2 separate regions of the Homo sapiens genome follow, and region 1 is linked to region 2. Evidence: chromatin loops called from intact Hi-C (ENCODE). Cell type or tissue: sigmoid colon. All regions are shown on one strand. Each heading gives the region's core, and the rest is flanking DNA. Links, peaks and the distances in the headings are about the cores only. Region 1 has its middle 25 kb from the start of LINC01898. Region 2 has its middle 74 kb from the start of LINC01898.

Evidence for each region. A loop is a pair of places that touch in the nucleus more often than their neighbours do. Peaks named below come from ENCODE experiments on the same cell type or tissue, not always from the same donor. Only the 100,000 strongest peaks of a DNase experiment are listed, where the experiment ranks them.
Region 1: it touches region 2 in a loop (2.4-fold over the local background); 3 of 110 quality-filtered maps call a loop at or near these places.

What each region holds. Positions count from the first base shown.
Region 1 is chr18:75,685,096-75,690,477 of GRCh38, reverse strand. No RefSeq gene overlaps it. Among named protein-coding and RNA genes, the nearest start is that of LINC01898, 25 kb to the left of the region's middle. In sigmoid colon, for the core only: no CTCF peak of the experiment used is centred there; no DNase peak of the experiment used is centred there.
Region 2 is chr18:75,635,826-75,641,207 of GRCh38, reverse strand. No RefSeq gene overlaps it. Among named protein-coding and RNA genes, the nearest start is that of LINC01898, 74 kb to the left of the region's middle. RefSeq lists enhancers at 1,907-2,482, 2,483-3,060. In sigmoid colon, for the core only: no CTCF peak of the experiment used is centred there; DNase peaks (open chromatin) are centred at 1,737 and 2,207; H3K4me3 peaks cover 1,414 bases.

The DNA.
Region 1 (5,382 bases), core at 258-5,257, 49 kb before region 2:
AATTAATTAATTAATTTAAAAAAACAACTGAGCACTGAAATTCTCATTGAATCCCCAAATAATCTGATGGCTTACAATTGCTTCATTTATGTGATTATTCTACTATGTGTGTTTTCAACATCTGGGAATTTAACTTAGGTTTCCTCCTTGATGCTATTGTAATCACTATTTACCATTTAAAACAATTTTTCTTTTTAGGTGCTCATCCAGATTAAAGTGTTTTCCAAAAAAAAAAATCACAAAAGTTATTATAAAGCAATGTTTATAGTGGAAAGAATCCAAATGAGATAGTGCAATACTTATCAAAAATGTAGTTATGCAAAATTACATTTGATGTTACGTTTCCTCTAACTTTCTAAGAAAACGTCACCTAATATTTGAATGCATCTCTTGTTCTACTTAATAGGAGACCTTCTTTACCATTTCACATTTTTAGAAAACTGAAATTCCTGTGGAGTTTCATATTGGATCCCAAGAAAATCTTTTATTAGCCTAGAAAGACAACCTTAGTATAAATTAGGATCCACCTCTAAAATATTTTATTCTCAAATGTTTGTGAGCACTAAATAGTCTTAGTTTATAAAGCAAAAGGTCAAGTTGAAAATTATATTAAAACAATACTCCAAATGCCTATCAAAATATGTCTGTTTCAGTTATTATGCAAATACATAGAAAACAGAGTCCATGTGAGACCTCTTTAGTCTATGTCAGAACACCAGGTCCGCATGCAAATTCAAGTTTTTTTAGAGCACACACAGACATTCATATATGTTTTAAAACAAGATCAACAATTTTAATTCACAAGCATAGCAACACCTTGGCAGAACAATACCTTCCTGAATTATACCTTTGTTTTACCTCGTACTTAATCATGAGTCATTTTGCATACATCCATAACATAGGGAGTTTCTTTCATCCTTCCTTTGCTCATGCCCATTAGTCCCTTCTATCTGGAAATGGAAGCTTTGTCTACTATTCGGGAATAATACTATATTTGGGATTGATTTGTTTTTTTCTTAGATTTTACTAGAGATACTGGGATGATATATTTTATGAAGTTATAGTTTTGCTGTTGTTATTACAATTCTTTTCTTCCTGAATTTGAAATAAAGACAATGGTTTTACCATTTAAAAAAGTTTCTACCCTCATCTTATTTGTCAAAGAATAAACATCAGCACTAATGATAGAAAGCCTTAGATTAGCCACAGAGCTTCTGTCCTCACCAGTCTCCAAGTACAGGGAAATTCAGCTATATTCATTTCAAAAAGATAATAGCCTCGAAGAAGTTTTTTGTTTGTTTTGTTTTGTTTTGTTTGAAATAGCATCTCACTCTATCGCCCAGGCTGGAGTACAGGGGCGCGATCTCGGCTCACTGCAACCTCCGTCTCCTGGGTTCAAACAATTCTCCTGCCTCAGCCTCCTGAGTAGCTGGGATTAGAGGTGCTCACCACCATACCCGGCTAATTTTTTTTTTAGTAGAGACAGCCAGGCTGGTCTCAAACTCCTGACCTCAAGTGATCCACCAGCCTTGGCCTTTCAAAGTGCTGGGATTACAGGCATGAGCCACCGCGCCCGGCTGACGAAGTAATGTTTTATTTTGTTAACTGAGGATGAAGGTGGGGAGATGGGAGAAAAATAGCAGACTTAGCCTCCTGAAGTTTCTGTAGCATGAAAAGGAAACTTGAGAATCCATGCCTTCTCCTCTGACTTGTGTTTGTTTACACTTAAAGATGTTTAAGCATAAATTCCCTTTGCAGCTACAAATCAGATTTAAAGACATGATTATAGGACCTGTTTATCTAATTTATTATGCAACCATCAGGAAAACCAATGCAATTCTTTAGCTTTCTCTGAAAATTGAACATAGACCTAAAGATGATGTCAATCAACACATGACTTTTAAACAAGCACAGACTTCCTATAACTGTTCAGTATACCTCCATCTGTTTCTTTATTCTCCTATGTAGACTAGGATCTTTTAAGATGACATAAATCTACTTTATAGTGCTTGTTTTAATACTTAACCACCTTCCTGAGAACTCATTTCTTTTGCATTTAACTTTTAGACTTTATTTTTAGACAAATACTGTTATTTACTAAGTGGTTGGAAATGCAAATCATGACAAGGCTCGATGCTGTCAGCCCGAGTCCTTTATGAATCAGTACCCCATAAACCACTGTCAATTTTTGTATTAAGCACTTATTGACTGAGGTTTTACAGGGGCCTCAACACACAAAGGAGGATGATGCCAAAGGGACTGGTGATCATTGTCAAAGGATGACTTGGAATCGAGATACGGCTGTATATCAGCCCAGAAGGAAACATGGGTTACTCCTAAGTCTCCGCACAAAGAGATTCAAGAAATTTCTCATATTTCTAAATCACTTCTTAGAGCTAGACTTTTTGCAAAGCTGAAGGGAGACAAAAATGATTTGCAGACATATAAGATAGCTGATATGTAGGTTTGTCAATGAACATCTAGGCATTGATCTCCAAGTTCCTTCTTGGTAGCAGGTGGAACACATGTTCAAATGTTTTAAACTTATTACTCATATTTGGTCATGAAAGCCTCACCTTAAATATTAAAGTGCATAGGTAGGAACCAGAGTTAGAGTTGGAGGAGGCAGGCTAACTTTGGGATGCTCTTTGTCATCTCTGAAACAGATGACTCATGAGACAAGCAGCTCCGTTTATAAAAAACACTCTCCAAAAATGGTATTGGCAATCACAGAAAGCGTTACATGTCTTAGGTTGTAAAGTGTTCTTAGCTGACTATGTGACAACCAAATGAATGGATACATAAAAGATGTTAGAAGTATCAGTGCTTTTCCTTTTTTATTTTAATCTCTCTATTTTCTCTGGCAATAGACGTTTTTTAGACAAAATTTTTCAGAAGATTAACATCTGTAAAATAATTCTGTTTTTCACTGCTTGAGTTCAACTGTATTTAGGCCCGTAGATATGTCTGTTTGAAGCAATCTATTCAAACTATGTATTCTTTCTGTCTACAGGGGTCTGATATATAACTTATAAGTTTCTAAATGGAGCTAAAAGTTTTTAAGACAGAGTGGTTATAGAAGTAAATGCCGACAATTGATACTCACACTGGATCCACTTAAATCTAGAAATCTTTTTCAACATAAATGCTGACTCTAGGAACTTTTTCTCCTGATAACCCTTCATTTTTGTGTAAGAGACTAAAAATAGAATGGACAAACATTGTCTATTTCTAAAGGCAGTTAGAACTAAACCAGGCAGTTAGCACCCTCCCATTAAGAACCCTTGCAAAGATGTAACCCCTGCGTGTTTGGCTGGACTTAGCATTTAAATCCAGTCTTCTCCTCCTTGTGACCTGTGGAGATAAGAGATATTAAGACCTGTTCCCGTTCCCATCCTGGGTTTTTTACTTCATACAGGCATCAAAATCTCTGTGTGGCTTCTACAAAATAAAGAGATTGGATGACTCATCTCTGAATACCTTTTGAGATCCTGTATGCAGAACAAACTACTTTATGAAATTCATCTGCAGTTAATGCTGTTTCAATAAAAGTGGCAGCGAGCACTGGGTAATCTGTCTTCTTCTGTTATTCTGGGTACTTAGGAAGTTCTTATGGACAACATGCTGGCATTCCCATTATCCTAAGATACTGAAGACTTGAAACATTGCTCTCCTACCTATTCCTTCTCTATGAGGCAACACCATTTCCCATTCTGTGCACTACCCTCCCCGCCCTTCAACACTGCTTCTTTCAGGAGCTCTGGGTCTCCCTGGAGTCCTCCTATCCACCAGGCCCCCCGTGGCATGGGCTCCTTCTCCGCCAGGCTCCTCTCTGCTCTGCACCCACGTGGTCCCTGCTGAGCCGAGGCTGGATCTACAATAGAGAGAATGGAGGCATCTGAGAACAGCATCAGGCATCTTGGAGATATTCCTCCAACACTTTTGTGGCCTGAACCACCTGTACATAAGTCTGGAGTTTTGTTGAGGTTTCACCCCTAGGTTGCCAGAGATGAAGCCAGTCTTTAGCTCCTTAGGGTCTGTTTCCTGCATTCCATCCTGTGGGGCTTTTAACATTATTTGCGTTCTAGAGCCAGGGAAGAAACTTCATTGTCGACAAAAACAAAATGTTCTTCTTTTCACCATTCTGGGTCTTAAGAAAAGAGATTTCTCACATAGTGCTGTCTTCTGCACATATGGCATGTTCTTTGCTGTACTGAATAAGGAATGTATTTGGGGGTCTATACAGTTAGATATGGGTTATGGTTGTCTTGTGCCCCTCTGTGTTCACCACACCTAACACAATATTTGCTATAGAGTAACTCCCAGTAAATATTTATTGATGGATATGGAATGAAGTTGACATTTTGAAGTAGATATGCAGACCAGCAACATGGGATGAGAAATGTAATAGACACGTACCTAATGACGTTTCTGTCAAATATCTCAAACTTATGTATAAAAATGATTTTTATTTTTTGCTATTTTGCTAAGTTGTATATTTCTGATCTCCTATTCAGACTTTTCATGCTACTTATGATGAAATAATGTGACAAATAAAATAAGTGAAGGACACTAACAGATGGGAGGCTGTTATCATAAGTGAAACAACTCAGAAGCAGAGTCAAATACCACGTGTTCTCACTTACAAGAGGAAGTTAAATCACCTGTACACATGGGCACACAGTGTAGAATAATGGACAATGGAGACTTGGAAGGGTGGCGGGGGAGGAGGGTGGTGACAGATGAGAAATTACTTAATGGGGACAATGTACATTTTTCTGGTGATCGTTATACTAAAAACCCAGACCCCAGCACTATGCATTATATTCATGTAACAAAACTGCACTTGTACCCCTTAAGTTTATACAAATAAGAAATGCAAATAATAATAATATTAAAAATAATCTTAAAACTATGGGAAAAAAAGTCAGTAGATAAAACAAGATGGAGCCATCTCTTATGAGAAAGAGAGTAAAGGAGCATAAATGGTTAACTGGAGCTAACGGCTGGCACAGGAGCCCCCGAAGGACCCGGCACCTCCACACTCAGAACTGGGCACTGTCGTCACGAAGGCTCTGCGCTCTCTTCCTGAGACATCTCCCAAGCATGAGTGGCAGTTTTCTCAGATGCTCATCTTGCTCCAGCTCAAGTGTTAAAGGAAGGGACACAGTGAAAAAATATATATTAATGGGTGAACGGCAAAAATGGGGCAAGGGATTCCTCATCGACTGAGAGTCTGAGTTCTTCTACTGTCAGCAGTGTCCATTTGTTTGTTTTGAACTTGCCTTTTTACATTTAATGTCTTTGTATCATATGGGTGGTCAAGTAAATCACAAAATCTTGGAGTCATATCTAGAAGTTTTCCTGTCAGAAGCAATGCAT
Region 2 (5,382 bases), core at 99-5,098:
ACCCTGGCTGTGGAGGCCTGAGTTGACATGTGTGGGGAGCCCCTGGAGATGTTTTTCTTGTCTCACAATCAGGAAAGCATCCTCAGAACAAAGTGCCCTCCTTCCCCTTTTGAACACGGCTACAGGAGCACAGGATGCTTAAGCCATGATGGCCACTTTGTGACCAAAGCTGACAAGCCTAAGGGCCAAGCTAACCAGGTGGAGATTGCTGAGTGCAGGGAAGGAAAGAAAAACTCGGTCCCTGACAGCATTGTTGCGCTCCTGAGCCAACCCTCACACTGTTTGTTTACTGATTCCTTATAAGGTGGGATCATAACCCCCATTTCTTGAGTCCCTTTCAGTTTGGAGGACTGTTATCTGTAGTTAAAGCCTCCTCTGTCAGACACCAGATTCCCTTGAATTGCCTGCATCTGCCACTTCCACGAATGCACCCCATCACATGTGCTGTGCTTGCCCTGCAGGACTACGGGGCCCACATCTTACCATTCACGTCAACTACTGGATGCATAGCAGGGTTTCTGCAACACAGCGACGGCTCCATGGATAATGAATAAAACTGGACAAATGCATCTATAGGTGAATGGATATGAGCACTGTCCTTAGTGCACAAAACAACCACAGTGTTCTGTGGTGGTGAATATTTCTCTGTAAGGTTTAAGTGGAAGGAAAGAGAAGAAGGACACCAATCAGAGGCAGCAGTGGTTGTGGAGTCCTGGGCGGAGGATCGTGGTGGGGCCCATGATTTAGCAGCTTTATGCTGGGACAATGTTCCAGAAAGGAGAGCTGAGGCCAAGCCAAGACCACTGTGAGGCCGAGTCTAGGGAAAATAGACTGATCCAAACTGGGGTTCATAACCAAAAATGCAAAACCTCCATCCATGGGCTTCTGGGATGGGTGGGGGAGTGGGGCTAGTGGTTGTCAGCATCAGAGCATCAGCAGGCAAAAACCCAAACCCTGGGAGAAGAGACTTATAGGAAGCGAGTTAGTTAGTGGTTGACTTGCTAGCCTTCTCACGTTTATTCAGGGAGGCTGGCCGAGGAGGCCCAGACTAGGCCAAGGTTTCCAAGGATGGCTTCACGAGGCCTCCTAGGAGCAGGGAGCAGGGACGAATGATGGTCAGGTCACCAGAATATACCCAATGCTGGGCATGGAACACCAGGCTCTTCCCAGTCACCATTTTACAGCAGAGCAGGAGGGACAAGAAGGGACAGGCCAGCACTCTGGGGTCTTGGAAGAACTCTAAAGTTGCCAGGCAGGAGGACCTCAGCTGATCCATACCCTGGGCTTGTACTCGCAGGAGACCCGTGCTCCACCACCCCTTGCTGGCCACTCTCTGCAAGTAGAGAGCTAAGTCTCTGATGTAGAGACAACTTTCAACTCTGTGCGTTTGAATCTTTCTTCCACGTCTCACCATCAACCCAAGTAGTTAAGGTGGTAAATTCATGGGTTGTGGATTGCGAGTTGTAGAAATTTTTCCCCTCATAAAATACAGCATACAAGGGTTATAAACACACAATACAGATTATCAGACTATAAAAAGGCATAACAATGCGATATGATTCATTGCTGGCATGGGCGCAATATTGTGCTGGAAGATTAAAGACTATGTGACTTAAATAACTTTTATTGCAATGCTTTCAACAGATCTCCTAACCGGGAAAGCAAACGGGCTCTGCCCAGTGATATGACTGGTGAGTAGGACCCAACACAATTCCCAGGACCCCCATTCGTCTCTCCAGTCTAGCTGAGATGGTTCCACTTTGGTGAGTGTTTCGCAACCAGGCAGCTTCTAGGTTTCGTGATAATATACCAGTCTCCTAGGATGTGCTATCGTTGGGCTAAATATAGCACGTGTCCTCAAAATAGTGCCATTGATGGTGAGTAATAGCCCCGTTCCTCCTCCCGGTCTCTTGCACAGGCTCTCTTGGATTTGGTCCAGGAATTAATTTGTGCTAATCTGGTCCCAAAATAAATAACTTTTGTCTCTCTACGTTGCCCTGGGTTTCACAGGGAGCAAGATGCAGCCCCGACAACAGGCGCTCAGTGCAGGACTGAGGAGAGGCCCACTCGGTGCATCTACAATTCAAAGGAGCGATGAGGGCTGAGGTCATCAATCTGTCCCAGTGCTCTCATCCGGGCTGGGCGAGAGCCGGCGCTTCCAGCACTGTCTCTCCCAAAGAAGATTTGAAGCAGTGACAAGTGGAGAGTCCTGCCGTCCTTCCTCCCTGGGCCTCGCGCAGAGGTGGCTGGCAGAGTGCACCATTAGGATAGAGATGCCCCGTGTCTGTGCCGCCATGGCCTGTCTGTCCCGCGCTTCTGAACTGGCTGAGCTGCTGTGCGGGGCAAGGCTGAGTTCCTGAGATTTGCTGGCAGCCTCCCGCTCTTTGTTCTCCAGAATGTGAAAATGGTGTAAATAGCAGCATCTGCAACTGCTCCTGCTGCGCTGACCGCCAGCCAAATGCTTTTTTTTTTCTTTCCCTCACTCTCCCTGTCGAGCCGTCCACATGATGCACACAGGCATGAGCTGCAGAGCGGGGTGCAGCCTGGAAACCCCAGGAATGCTGGGGAGACACAGGGCAAGGGGGCCCAGGGAGGGCAGTGGGTTTCGCCGCTCCTGGTGAAATGACGAGCTCCATGCACGGCATGGGTGTTGACGGGGTGTGTAGATGACATGTACGAAATGCATTTTTGCCACCTCCAACAGCTGAAAAAGAGCCCATGCCTCATTCCTCAACAGCTGCTGTCACCTCAGCTAAGTTGCATGCTTTGGAATTTCTTAAAAGAGAATTACTCTTACTCATCGGTCCTCTGACTACTGAAACGAGCCCTGGAAAGTGAGTAACTCGAGGAATTCTGCTCCTGTCGGCAGCCAGGGGATTTCATATTTTGTCCAGATCTTTCTGTGCAGCCAGATACAAAGTGTTCGTTTTTCTTGGATATTATAACTTCCTTTCTCTGTATCCTGTCTCTGTTCATTGATTTTTTAAAAAAGGCCGTGATTTTCTCTATGTCAAAAGAATCTGCACCTTTTTCTTATCTGAGTGGCAGATGTTCCTGGGCTGTGAAATATAAATATCCTAAAGTTTTCAAAGGCCTGATAGAAATTAATGCCATCTTGATTTTGGAAATAAGTGTCAGGGCTAGTACTATTGCTTATATTATTATAACTTCCACATTATCATCCTGAGTCTTGCTCCAGGACAGCCTTAGCATAAAAATATAGAATTCTCAACTATATTTATGTCTTTTAAAAATATGTATCTTTCTAACACATATCAAGCCAAGGATATAAAATACTTGTCTCTGAGGAGTAGCCTGTAGTTGTACTTAAAAAATACACATCCATAACCCTTGGGTGCATTAGAAAATTCTGCACGTTGATGGAGCATGTGTGCACAAAATGGCTCTCCTGTTCTATAGTCATTAAAGGCTGAAACTGACATAGATCTGAAATGTTCTAGGACTAAAGCAATCAGGGTATATTTCCAAACTAATAGTAAATGATAGTCTTCACAATTCAAGAAAGCAAATACAGGCTGTTTTGTTAAATTCCTTTTGTTTTTTAAATCTACATAATTTACTACAGCTTTGCCATCCCAAGCAAATGTAGGTTTGAATTTTCATGGCCTAGACTTCATACGGGTGGAAATTAGAAATGATCTAAAGTGATTTTTTTTTTTTTTTGGTTAGTTATCAAGCAGTTAGGAAAACGCTGGGGACAATAAAGTTAAGGGAAAAAATCGTAAGAGAAATAAGGCCAGGAAAGTTCCTGATGCACGTAGCCTGAGGCCTCACAGCAAGGTCTCGAAGGCGCGACAGCTGGTCTCTGACCCTTCCCTGTCGATTCCTGCTGCACGAGGAAACCCCGCAGCAAGCCGTCCACGCACCCATGGATCACAACTGCATCATCAGACCCGTGAGCCACAGCTCGGCTCCTGACGCAGGGGCCCTCGCAGTGCCCTCTGAGGAGGGGCTTCTGCCCCAGGCTGACCATGAGGATCGCATTGAGCAACATACCACTTCCCTCTCAGGTTTTTCTTGCTCCCGTGCACAATGTTCATGGACATCCCCCTGGGGAGTGAGTCCTGAGCAGGGGAATTCTTCCACTGCCTGGAACTTCGCATCTGCTCAGAACGCCGTCCATGCTGCATGTCTGCGTGTCGTGAGACACGGCCCCGGGACTCGCCAGCCTCAGCCCGCAGAGCCCACCGTGCACTGTGTGCTGCTCACTCCTCTTCTGGGATACTGGGAGTAGAACTAGAGTCCTAGATTTCAGAGACCCCAATCATCAATGACATCATTCAAAAACACTTACTGCTACTTAGCTTGAAACATTTTTCCAAGCTTGGTTTATAAAATTTAATTGAGAAAGAAAGAGAAAGAGGAGGAGAACTTCACAAATCAGCTTGTGTGGGAACTTACATGTTCCTGGTGTGGTTCTCCACAGGAGACAATGCCTCTACCCTCTCAATGGTGATATGCCCATGGGCATTTCTGGTGAATTCTTCAGCAAATCAGATCACCATGTGCCAAACCAGTGAATTCTCACCCAGTCAAAACTAAAGACAGAGAAGCCTGTTAGTCTAAGTTTATGTGGATACAGAAGGCTCTGCCTGTAGAAATGACTTGTTTTAGAAGGAAAATATGCACCCTAGAACAGGTGGGATGGTGGCGGGAGCATGTGAAGGCAGTGAGTGAAGGAAGCATGTGAGGTGACAAATGCCAATCCACAGGGATACTACATGCTGTTCATGAGAAGAAGAAATGAAAGGGGATAAAGACTTTGGAGAAATCTGAGAAATCTTGCCCAACTTTAGGCCACATCTCAAGACACTTCTTCCTTGGAGCCCTTCCAGACATTGTCCGTTCCCTAGGCATCCCATCCAGACCTGGACTCTGAAGTCCTTGTGGTCCCACTGCACTTGTTCATACACTGCTCACATGTGTACTTCATGCCCTTCCACAGGGGCAGCCCCTTAGGCAGGGACTCTACCTTCCCACCTCTGTCATCCCAGGGGACCCTCACTCAGCACTTACCCTGTGGAGGCTACTCAGTAATGTTGGCTGAAGTGAACAACAATTTAGAATAATGTAAAGAAGTTTTATATTATAAAATATAGAAATCCTCAAATAGAGACACTAATAAACATTGCAAAAGGGAGTTCTGAAATATCATCACTCATTGTGGATCATATTTCTAGGTATTAGCATGTGCCTCCAGCCCACTCACTAAATTCTTGCACCTGTACCCCAAAGACCTCTTCCCTCCTCCTCGGTTCCAGGAATACAGAACAGAAAAAGAAAGAAAATGCAATGGTTGGCATGTGTTCCCTCCATAATTCAGGTGTTGAAATTAAATGGCCTCTCTGATGGTATTAGGAG